2 separate regions of the Homo sapiens genome follow, and region 1 is linked to region 2. A link is an interaction called in ENCODE POLR2A ChIA-PET data of the cell type or tissue named here. Cell type or tissue: Caco-2. All regions are shown on one strand. Links, peaks and the distances in the headings refer to the core of each region. The heading gives the core; the rest is flanking DNA. Region 1 overlaps ATF7-NPFF (ATF7-NPFF readthrough). Region 2 overlaps CALCOCO1 (calcium binding and coiled-coil domain 1).

What was found. ChIA-PET counts read pairs that join two places held together with the same protein. Peaks named below come from ENCODE experiments on the same cell type or tissue, not always from the same donor. Only the 100,000 strongest peaks of a DNase experiment are listed, where the experiment ranks them.
Region 1: POLR2A ChIA-PET joins it to region 2 with 6 read pairs; 3 of 35 experiments call an interaction of 5 or more read pairs at or near these places.

The regions. Positions count from the first base shown.
Region 1 is chr12:53,527,933-53,533,309 of GRCh38, forward strand. ATF7-NPFF (ATF7-NPFF readthrough) reads right to left here. Exons shown (of 15, transcript NR_159377.1): 7 at 5,228-5,327; 8 at 4,578-4,691; 9 at 3,812-3,964. ATF7 (activating transcription factor 7) reads right to left here. Exons shown (of 12, transcript NM_006856.3): 7 at 5,228-5,327; 8 at 4,578-4,691; 9 at 3,812-3,964. Among named protein-coding and RNA genes, the nearest start is that of ATF7-AS1, 17 kb to the left of the region's middle. In Caco-2, for the core only: no CTCF peak of the experiment used is centred there; no DNase peak of the experiment used is centred there.
Region 2 is chr12:53,716,969-53,722,345 of GRCh38, forward strand. CALCOCO1 (calcium binding and coiled-coil domain 1) reads right to left here. Exons shown (of 15, transcript NM_020898.3): 5 at 5,057-5,215; 6 at 4,499-4,647; 7 at 2,771-2,861. Among named protein-coding and RNA genes, the nearest start is that of CALCOCO1, 7.8 kb to the right of the region's middle. In Caco-2, for the core only: no CTCF peak of the experiment used is centred there; a DNase peak (open chromatin) is centred at 2,865.

The DNA of each region.
Region 1 (5,377 bases), core at 129-5,128, 190 kb before region 2:
CCAGGTTCAAGCAATTCTCCTGCCTCAGTCTCCTGAGTAGCTGGGACTACAGGCGCCTGCCACCATGCCTGGCTAATTTTTTATATTTTTAGTAGAGACAGGGTTTCACCGTGTTAGCCAGGATGGTCTTGATCTCCTAACCTTGGGATCCACCCGCCTCAGCCTCCCAAAGTGCTGGGATTACAGATGTGAGCCACCCTGCCCGGCCAAGAAATAATTTTTTAAAATTCAGACTAATATTATCTCTCCCAAAATAAAAAAATGGAGAAGAAATTTCCAACTCAATTTAATGAACTAGAGGCCTTGGTTCACTGTTTCTCATTGTATAAGAAATTTACAGTAATTCTCCTGAGAATTTCGGCTTCCTCTTTATCTTTAGCTGACTGGAGCACATGTAAAGATTAGTCCTTTATGGCCAGGTGCAGTAGTTCATGCCTGTAATCCCAGCACTTTGGGAGGCCAAGGCGGGTGGATTGCCGGACCTCAGGAGTTTGAGACCAGCCTGGGCAACACGGTGAAACCCCGTCTCTACTAAAATACAAAAAATTGGCTGGGTGTGGTGGCTCACGCCTGTAATCCCAGCACTTTGGGAGGCTGAGGCGAGTGGATCACCTGAGGTCAGGAGTTCGAGACCAGCCTGGCCAACATGGTGAAACCCCGTCTCTACTGAAAATACAAAAATTAGCTGGGCATGATAGTGGTTGCCTGTAATCCCAGCTACTCAGGAGGCTGAGGCAGGAAAATCGCTTGAACCAGGGAGGCGGAGGTTGCAGTGAGCCGAGATCGTGCCACTGCACTCTAGCCTGGGTGACAGAGCGAGACTCCATCTTAAAAAAAAAAGAAAAGAAAAGAAAACAAAAGAAAAGAAAAAATTAGTTCTTTAGGAGAATAGGGGAAAGGAAAGGTTCCTATTCTGTCATAGGCATTTCAGTAAGTCATGCAGGGAATGGAGGTGAAAGACTAGGCCAAGAGAAACGGGAAGAACGACAAGGAAAGGAATCAGTGTTGATTAAAAAGGAAGCTGGGGCTGGGCATGGTGGCTAGGGCCTATAATCGCAGCACTTTGGGAGGCTGAGGCGGGAGGACTGCTTGAGTCCAGGAGTATGAGACTAGCCTGGGCAACATGGCGAGTCTCCATCTCTTTTAAAATTATATATATATAAAAAGAGGAAGCTGGACATGCTTTACCATGTTCAGGACTGGCTTCAGGTACAGTAACTCATGACCAGCCTGGGCAACATAGTGAGACCCTGTCTCTAATATTATTTATTTAGTTATTTATTTAAGACGGAGTTTCACTCTTGTTGCCCAGGCTGGAGTGCAATGGTGCGATCTCGGCTCACCGCAACCTCCGCCTCCCGGGTTCAAGCGATTCTCATGCCTCGGCCTCCTGAGTAGCTGGGATTACAGGCGTGCGCCACCACGCCTGGCTAATTTTTGTATTTTTTTTAGTAGAGATGGGGTTTCACCATGTTGGTCAGTCTGGTCTCGAACTCCTGACCTTGTGATCCGCCCACCTCGGCCTCCCAAAGTGCTGGGATTACAGGCGTGAGCCACCACGCCTGGCTAATTTTTTTTGTATTTTTAGTAGAGACGGGTTTCACCATATTGGTCAGGCTGGTCTCGAACTCTTGACCTGCCTTGGCCTCCCAAAGTGCTGGGACTACAGCTGTGAGCTACCGCACCCGGCCCTCTACTATTATTTATAATATATATATATATACACACACACATATATATATACACACATATATATAAATACATATATATATACACATACACACACACACACACACACACACATATATATATGTTTTTTTTTTTTTGAGATGGAGTCTCGCTCTGTAGCCCAGGCTGGAGTGCAGTGGCACGATCTCGGCTCACTGCAGCCTCCACCTCCCAGGCTCAAGCAATTCTTCTGCCTCGGCCTCTTGAATAGCTGGGATTACAGGCGTGCGCCACCACGCCTGGCTAATCTTTGTATTTTTTTTAGTAGAGATGGGGTTTCACCATGTTGGTCAGTCTGGTCTCGAACTCCTGACCTTGTGATCCGCCCACCTCGGCCTCCCAAAGTGCTGGGATTACAGGTGTGAGCCACTGAACCTGGCCTATTTATAATACAAATTTTAAAAATAAACAAATAAAACTAAAAAGGAAGCTATGTCATTTCCCCAAGAGAGAAGGCAGCACAACTCAGGCAAGGCGGCTACTGCTTTGCCATCTTCAGGACTGGCTTCAGTGGGGTTACAGGAGGGTAGGCAGCCTTAGCTTCCAACAGGAAAACTCAAATGAAAGCTTTTGTTGTTGGCCAAGCTTTACCGTAGCATATGGCCATGAAATGTTTGGACATGTGGCAATAACTGATGAAGCAGGTGGTGACATCAGGAAAAGAGGGGCCAGGCAAAGGGTATAATTCTAGAAACTAATCTCAGGTGCTGTCACCTGTTCAGTGCAGATGATATGAAAACTGAGGACTATACAGTTTCCAAAGAATCTTGTTAAAACTGAGATCTCCTTGAGAAGAGAAATGGGTAACTAAATGGGACCCCTCTGCCTTTTTTAGGATTTTAGTTTCTTTGTGATAAAAAGGGATTTAATTGGTAATGAGGTGTTTTTTGGTGTCTTATTTTTTTATATTTTTTTATTTTTATTTATTTATTTATTTTTGTTGTTGTTGTTAGTTTGTTTCTTTTGAGACAAAGTCTCACTCTATCACCCAGGCTGGAGTGCAGTGGTGTGATCTCAGCTCACTGCAACCTCCACCTCCTAGGTTCAAGCGATTCTCCTGCCTCAGCCTCCTGAGTAGCTGGGATTACAGGCGCACATCACCATGCCCCGCTAATTTTTTGTATTTTTAGTAGAGACAGGGTTTTGCCATGTTGGCCAGGCTGGTCTTGATCTCCTGACCTCAGAAGATCCGCCTGCCTCGGCCTCCCAAAGTGCTGGGATTACAGGCGTGAGCCACCTCACCCAGCCTATTTTTTGAGGTATCTTAACACTGTAACATCACATTTCATTAATATATTGTTATGGTTTTTGTTGTAAAATCTTATCAGGTAAGTTATTACTTTTATTTAAGACTTAATAGATAGGAAAGAGACTAGGGGAGCCTCTTTTGTTTACTGTGTGGCTTGAAGTAAGGCTCTGTCATATTTTAGAGGATTCTACAGATACACTAAGCCATGACTCATATATGGAAAAAATGGGGCTGGGCATGGTGGCTCACGCCTGGAATCCCAGCATTCTGGGAGGCCGAGATGGGTGGATCACCTCAGGTCAGGAGTTGGAGACCAGCCTGGCCAACATGGTGAGACCCCGCCTCTACTAAAAATACAAAAAATTAGCTGGCCATGGTGGTGGGTGCCTGTAATCCCAGCTACTCGGGAGGCTGAGGCAGAAGAATCGCTTGAACCCGGGGGGCAGAGGTTGCAGTGAGCTGAGACTGCACCACTGCACTCCAGCCCAGGCAACAAGAGCGAAACTCCATCTCAAAAAAAAAAAAAAAAAGCGAGGCCGCTGCTGCAACAGTTCTGCATTACTCAGTCTGTTTGCATGAAAGTCTAACACAAGGGTGAATAAAGAATGGTGTGTTTTTGTTATTACATGATGGTCTCAGCTAAAATAAAAATGAATAAATAATAAAAAGAATGGTACGTTTTGCTATAGTCAAACTGCCATCAAGAACCAAAGTAAGCAGGAAGAAACCCAGAAAGCTGAAGTCCATTCTTCTCTAATTTTCTGCTCCTTGAACAATAGATATGACATAAAGATACGTCATAAAGATATGACATAAAGAGTAAGAGCCACTGACCTGTGGCTGGGCAGGGGATGGGGCATCAGGGTGCTGGATGAGAATCTGGCTCTGCTCTGGGCGGGCTGTCACCATGGTGCTGGCAGTACCCACCACCATTCCACAACCACCATTGATTGAGGAGACTTGGTGAGTTAGGGTGGCTTTCAGTCTCTGTGGGCAAAGATAAGAAAAAATGCTTGTTAAGGATCAGATTCTATCAAGGATGAGAAGAGTGGCCTTAGATTTTATTATTGACCTTATAGATAGCTAAAATTTCCACTCTAGTTCTCCCTTAACAGAGGAATTAAGAGAAAATGACAGGCAGAGAAAATGTGCACCTGGATCCCTAAAATGCCTACTCTGTTCCCTGGCTATCATCCTGGGCACAGTTGGGGGCTGGGGGTTGTTAAAGCAATAGTGTCCAGATGAAAGCTCTCTCCTGGAGCCTGGCCAAATGCTGGTTACGCAGCTATTCACCTCTTGGCCAGCTCCCCTGCCCACTCGCCCACCCTCCATCTGTCACCCTAAAACGGCAAGTGTTCCATTCCAAACAATCTGTGCTGCCTCTTTTCACTGCCATGGTCTATGTACCAGGCTCTAAAGGTGGGGAGAGGAGATGGGAGCTATGAATTGGAGTCTTTTCTTTTCCAGACCCCACAGCAGGGAGTCCTTAGCTTTGCAAGCCCCAGAAGGTTCCTTTGCTTGGCTCACTTGAAAGACCTAGGCTGGTATCACCCACTTCTTTCAGAAAGGCCAACATTGCCCCAGACTGGGATGTACTCACCATCTTGGCTTCTGATGGTATAGGGTGGCCAGAGGGAGAAATGGAGCCACTACTGTTAACTGGTGGGCCAGGGATACCAGGAATGTTGGGCACCATGGACACAGGTCTGGCCAGCTGGATCGAGAGAAGGAAAAAAAAAAAAAGAGAAGGGAACATAATACCATCGGTGGGGCAACAGTTTCCCTAAAATGAAGCGCTTTTGAGATTGGCACATCAGGGCCTGTTGTGTGCAATGTGCCCATAGGGCGTGCAGGGACAGCCTGGGAAATACCTTTCTCCATGGAGCACCAGAGTAGGGAATTTAATCCTTCAGTGTTGGGGCAATTTCTGTGGGAAGGGTTGGGGCTGTTATCTTGAGGAAATTGTTGGGCAATTTGGGAGGTGCTACGTGCCAAGTGAAAGCAACTAATCAGTGGGCTGGCAAGATCAATTCCTAGACCAGGAGCCAATTGTCCAGATGAGTCTTTATCTAGTGTTCCATAGTGCTGGATTGGCAGAGGTTAGTGAAGAGTTTAGGCAGGCTGCCATGCTCAGCTAATATAGATCAGAGCCCACATTTCCCTGGGGCTCATGTGTATTTTATGACCATTCAGGTGGAAGGGAAGGATTACCATGTTGGTAGGGTTGGCTGCCCCAACTACAGAGCTCACCGATATAACAGACGGCATCTGTACTGGAGGCCCTGGCAACACAGGCATGGTCTGTCCATTAGCAAGATGCATGACAAGAGGGAGGGAGCCAGTGGGAGACCTAGAGGAGACATGAAGTGAAATGCTCATAACACAGACCTTTTGTCCATG
Region 2 (5,377 bases), core at 160-5,159:
TGCTTGGACTACTGAATAACTTCATAAATAGTTCATTCTCCACAAGGGAATCAGATTATTCTTCTTTAGGTACAGTTCTGATTCTTTAAATACAGTTATTTTCTTTTTTAGAGATAGGGTCTGGCTCTGTCGCCAAGACTGGAGTGAAGTAGCATGGTCACAGCTCACTGCAGCCTCCAACTCCTGGGCTTAAGCAATTGTCTCAACTCAGCCTCCCCAGTAGCTGGGATTATAGGTGTGTGCCACCACGCCTGCCTAATTTTTGTATTTTTTTGTAGAGATGAGACAGGGTCTCACTATGTTGCCCAGGCTTGTCTTGAACTCCTGAGCTCGAGGGATCCTCCTGCCTTCACCTCCCAAAATGTTGGGATTACAGGCGTGGGCCACTACACCTGGCCATAAGTACAGTACACGTCACCCCTGCTTGAAAAATCATCAAAGCCTTTCACGCTTGTGGAATAAAAATGAAGCTCAAGATCCACCACAGTCTAACCTAGGCCTTATCTCAAACACTTCACCCGCACATTCAACTGCCCTGAGTGTTCTGGCCTTTAAGCCTTTGCTCACGTCTTTCTCTGTTCCTAGAATAGCCTCACACTCATCTCTGTCTACTCATATTCTACCTATTCTCACTGCTGAGCAAAGGGTTTTTTAACAATCTTCCACATAAACCCAGGGTACTGAAGAAGGGATTTAGGAGTTCTGCAGATACTTGATTTGAATGTCTTCTAAATTATTAACAATTATGTTAAAAAAAGAAAAACAACACAAGGCCAGGTGCAGTGGCTCATGCCTGCAATCTCGGCATGATTTGGGAGGCCGAGGTGGGCGGATCACCTGAGGTCAGAAGTTCCAGACCAGCCTGGCCAACATGGTGAAACCCCATCTCTACTAAAAATACAAAAAATTAGCTGGGCGTGGTGGCGGGTGCCTGTAATCCCAGCTACTCAGGAGGCTGAGACAGAAGAATCTCTTGAACCCGGAAGGCAGAAGTTGCAGTGAGCCGAGATCGCGCCACTGCACTCCAGCCTGGGCAACAAGATGAAACTCCGTCTCAAAACAAACAAACAAAACAAATAAAACCCATAAAATCACAAGTTAACACACTGGAGATCACCAATTGACATATGTTTCCAGGTTAATTCATTTTTTTGCAAAGCTCAGAATAGTTTCTACTGTATTTTCTATTGAATTGAAGAGTAAACTGAGTTGCAAGGTGGACAGTTTAAAAATTGTTATTTGCACCTACTTGTGTGTGACTCAAGGTGTTCTTGATATTGTACAACCAAAATAAAATACGGAAATACATTAGTTGCTGAGGCTGGCAGAACAGTCTTCGATAGCCTCTCATTTCAAAGTTTGGTATGCCTCAAAATTACCTAAGTGCTTTCATTACCTTTTAAGTAAAGGTTATACATTCAAATTTATAAAAATAAATTTATAGTAATAAAACATTGTTTTTGTTTATTCAGTGAGATTCCACACAAGATTAAAAACTTTATTGGTGGGAGGAGAGGAAAGGGTTCTGCTAAAAAGGTTTGAAAGTACTAGGCCCCACACCCCACCCCTTTTTTTTCTGAGACAGAATCTTGCTCTGTCACCCAGGCTGAAGTTCAGGGGTGCGATCACAGCACACTGCAGCCTTGACCTCCTGGGCTCAAGCAATCCTTCCACCTCAGCTTCCTGAGTAGCTGGGACTACAGGTGCATGCCACCATGCCTGGCTAATTTTTAAAATTTTTTGTAGAGATGGGGTCTCACTACGTTGCCCAGGCTGGTTTTGAACCCCTGGGCTTGAACAATCCTCTCGCCTTGGCCTCCCAAAGTGTTATGATCACAGGTGTGAGCTACCACGCCCAGCCATGGCCCTCCCTTTTTTTTTTTTTTTTTTTTTTTTTGGCACAGAGTCTCACTCTGTTGCCCAGGCTGGAGAGCCGTAGTGTGATCTAGGCTCACTGCAATTTCTGCCTCCCGGGTTCAAGTGATTCTCCTGCCTCAGCCTCCTGAGTAGCTGGGATTACAGGCACCTGACACCACACCTGGCTAATTTTTGTATTTTTAGTAGAGATGGGGTTTCACCATGTTGGCCAGGCTGGTCTTGAACTGACCTCAGGGGATCCGCCTGCCTCTGCCTCCCAAAGTGCTGGGATTACAGGCATGAGCCACTGTGCCTGGCCTCCACACCCATTTTAAAAAGACTTTTCTAATGTCTCTAACAAGATGTGTACTCATACACCTCCCTGGAGCTCCACAATACTTTATTAGATTTCTCTTGAGGCCAGGCGCAGTGGCTCACACCTGTAATCCCAGCAATTTGGGAAGCTGAGGTGGGTGGATCACTTGAGGTCAAGAGTTCGAGACCAGCCTGCCCAACATGGTGAAACCCTGTCTCTACTAAAAATACAAAAGTTAGCTGGGCATGGTGGCACATGGCTGTAATCCCCGCTGCTCAGGTAACTGAGACGTGAGAGTTGCTTGAACCCAGGAGGCAGAGGTTGCACTGAGCTAAGATCGTACCACTGCACTTCAGCACAGGAGACAAAGTAAGACTCTGTCTCCAAAAAACAAACAAAAAAAATTTCTCTTGTGACACTCTTATATTCCACTTTTCCACTCTGACTAATCCTGATTTAGGTATATGTCTTATGTTCCCTAGTAGAGTGCACACAATGTCTTCTTTACATTTTTATTCCCTTTGGTGTCTGGCTCTCGAGAGGGAATCAAACACTGGCTGGACAATGGAGAAAGCAAATCAACTCTGAGCCCCTTACCTCACTTTGCTCCTTGTCTGCTTGTACTTCTTTCAGTTGCCCAAGGAGCTTCTCTTGTTCCCGAGTCAGGGCCTTCACTGTGTCTCTAAGCCTGTGATTGGTGGGATGACATGTCAGACAATCTGCTCCACCCAGAGAAGGAATGGACTCAGGCCTCTGTCTTGTGCTCTGCTGCTGCTGCTCTAGGCCCAGAGCTCCATTTCACTCTGGGATGCATAAATCCCCAAGCCAGCTGATCCAGTTCTAAGCCCCAGGAAACCAAGATTCCAGGTTCTAGAGAACAATTTAGACAGAAATAGTTTTTCTTATCTTTTTGTGTAATATTTTAAGGAATGTTTTGCTGATGGCTCCCATTGTTTTCACTCAATCAAGAGACTAGAATCTAGTCTTTTTGAGACAAGGGCAGTCATTATTGATTATAAACTTTTGATCTAGACCAGAAGTTGGCAGACTCTTTCTGTAAAGGGCCTGATAGTAAAGATTTTATGCTTTGCAGTCCATGTGGTCTCTGTGGCAACTACTCAACTCTGCCATTGTAGTGCAGGACCATCCATTGACAGTATGTAAACGAATGAGCATGATGTTTCAATAAAACTTGAACACAGATTTGAAGTTCATACAACTTTCACATGTCACAAAATATTCTTCTTTTAATTTGTTCTTAACCATTAAAAGATGTAAAAACTATTCTTACCTGTGGGATATACAACAGGTGGCAGGCTAGATTTGGCTTGTGGGCCATAGTTGTTGACCTCTGGTCTAGATAGCCCCTAATCTTTTCCAGATGCTCAATCTGACCACTGCTTTTCTAACCTATGACTTAGAATGTAGACATCTAATATCTCCCTAGGGTGAGACTAACATATCCTGAAGAAGCCTCTCAGACGAACTCACTTATTACTTTGGGCCTTGGATAGAATGCCTCTTTCTTTTAAACAGTTTTTTAAAATATCACACCTACCAGTAGTAAATGAAACATAATTTTGTCATTTAATGAAATAAGGAACTAGAGTGTTTAAACTGGTGAAAATTTGAAGGATGGACATGGGAGGTGGTGGTTAATATTTATGCTACTTGGTAGAGAAAACAATTTTCTGGAAGAAGAAAGAAATTTATTCTGTGTGGCTCCAGAGGTCTCAGGACCCCCTGGTAAGTTATAGGAGAGGAGAGTTTGGCTCAATACAAGAGATACAAAAATGACAGCTGTCAAATGTTAAAGAGGCTGCCTCCTGAGGGTGACCTCTTACATACCCTCATACATATCTTACAATCCCAGTGCTAAGAGTTTATGATTTGCATCTTTTTTTTCCAGGGCAGAGATTCCATAACATTCCTGGATCACCAGTTATAATGTTTCTTAATAGTAAGAACACAGTCTAATCTTATCTTTCCTGTGGCCACATCTGAAATCCATCCTCTCTTATCTTGCACTGACTTCCATCCATTCTCTTCTTCCAAATCCTCCACTCCTAGCTCTTGCTCAGCTTTTGCTGTACAATAAGTGGTAACTATGATTATTTCTGAAGTGGAGGAATACAGAATAGCATTTGGAAAGATGGTAGAGAGCTCGGCAGAAAAGGGTATCCCCAGTAACTAGCTTGAGTGAGGGTGAGAGGGAAAGAGAAAGCGTGTGAGGCAGACAGCAGGTCTGCTTGCCTGAGAGAGGGGGCTGGAGTGCGGGGGTCATGGAAGGGAGAGGAAGTGACGGGGTCAGTGGACTCCCCTCACCTGTCCAGCTCCACTTCCTTCGTCAGCACTTTCTCACTGATGGTCTGGATGTCATCCTCTAGCTCCAGGATGCGTGCCACATGGTCTCCCTGTTGCCGGCTCAGGATGTCCCTCTCTTCTGTGATCTCCCCATGGGACCGGGAAATCCCCTGAAATTAAGTTTCCCCCAGAAGAAAAGGGAGGTTGGGACTCATCTCTCAAGTGGTGGAACAAAGGCTTAGGAAGAGCACACCAGGGTCTGACTGCTTCCACCTGGCTATCACATTGCCTTCCTTGAAAAAGAAACTGTAAGGGAACATTCCCTTACCTATCAACGTGGCCACCTCCACCTTACCCCAGCATTCCTATGTTCAAAGAACTGAGTCTCATTACACGTTTGGAACATGTCTCTTGTCACATCAAGTTTAATCCCAGCCACTACCCCTTAAACCTATTTCCTTGATGCCAGAACCATTGTAAAAGCCCACTAACATCTCTCCTTCACCCTCTTCACTGGGTTCAGATTTTGGATGCTGGGTGAGCAGCCAGGCCCTGTCCCCTACCTGGCCCAGCTCCCACCTTGTACTGTTCCATCAGCTCCGTGTGCTCCTGCCTGGCAGTTGCCAGAGCCCTCTCGAGCTCCTGCACTCGGCTCCTCAGCTCTGTCACCTGTCCCTCCAGCTGTAGCTTCAGCTGCATCAGGTCATTCCGTTCTTGCTGGCTCTCATCGAGCTGGTTCTACAGGCAGCAGAAGGAGAAGGGGAGTGTGCTGGTGGAGTACCCCTTCTAAGGTCCCATCCTCACCACTCTCCAGGTGCATTTTGGGTTTGGGAAGTTACATAGCTTTGGGTTATAAAGAGGTGAGGAAGGGGATGCTCAGTGTGCTACCGAATCCCGTCC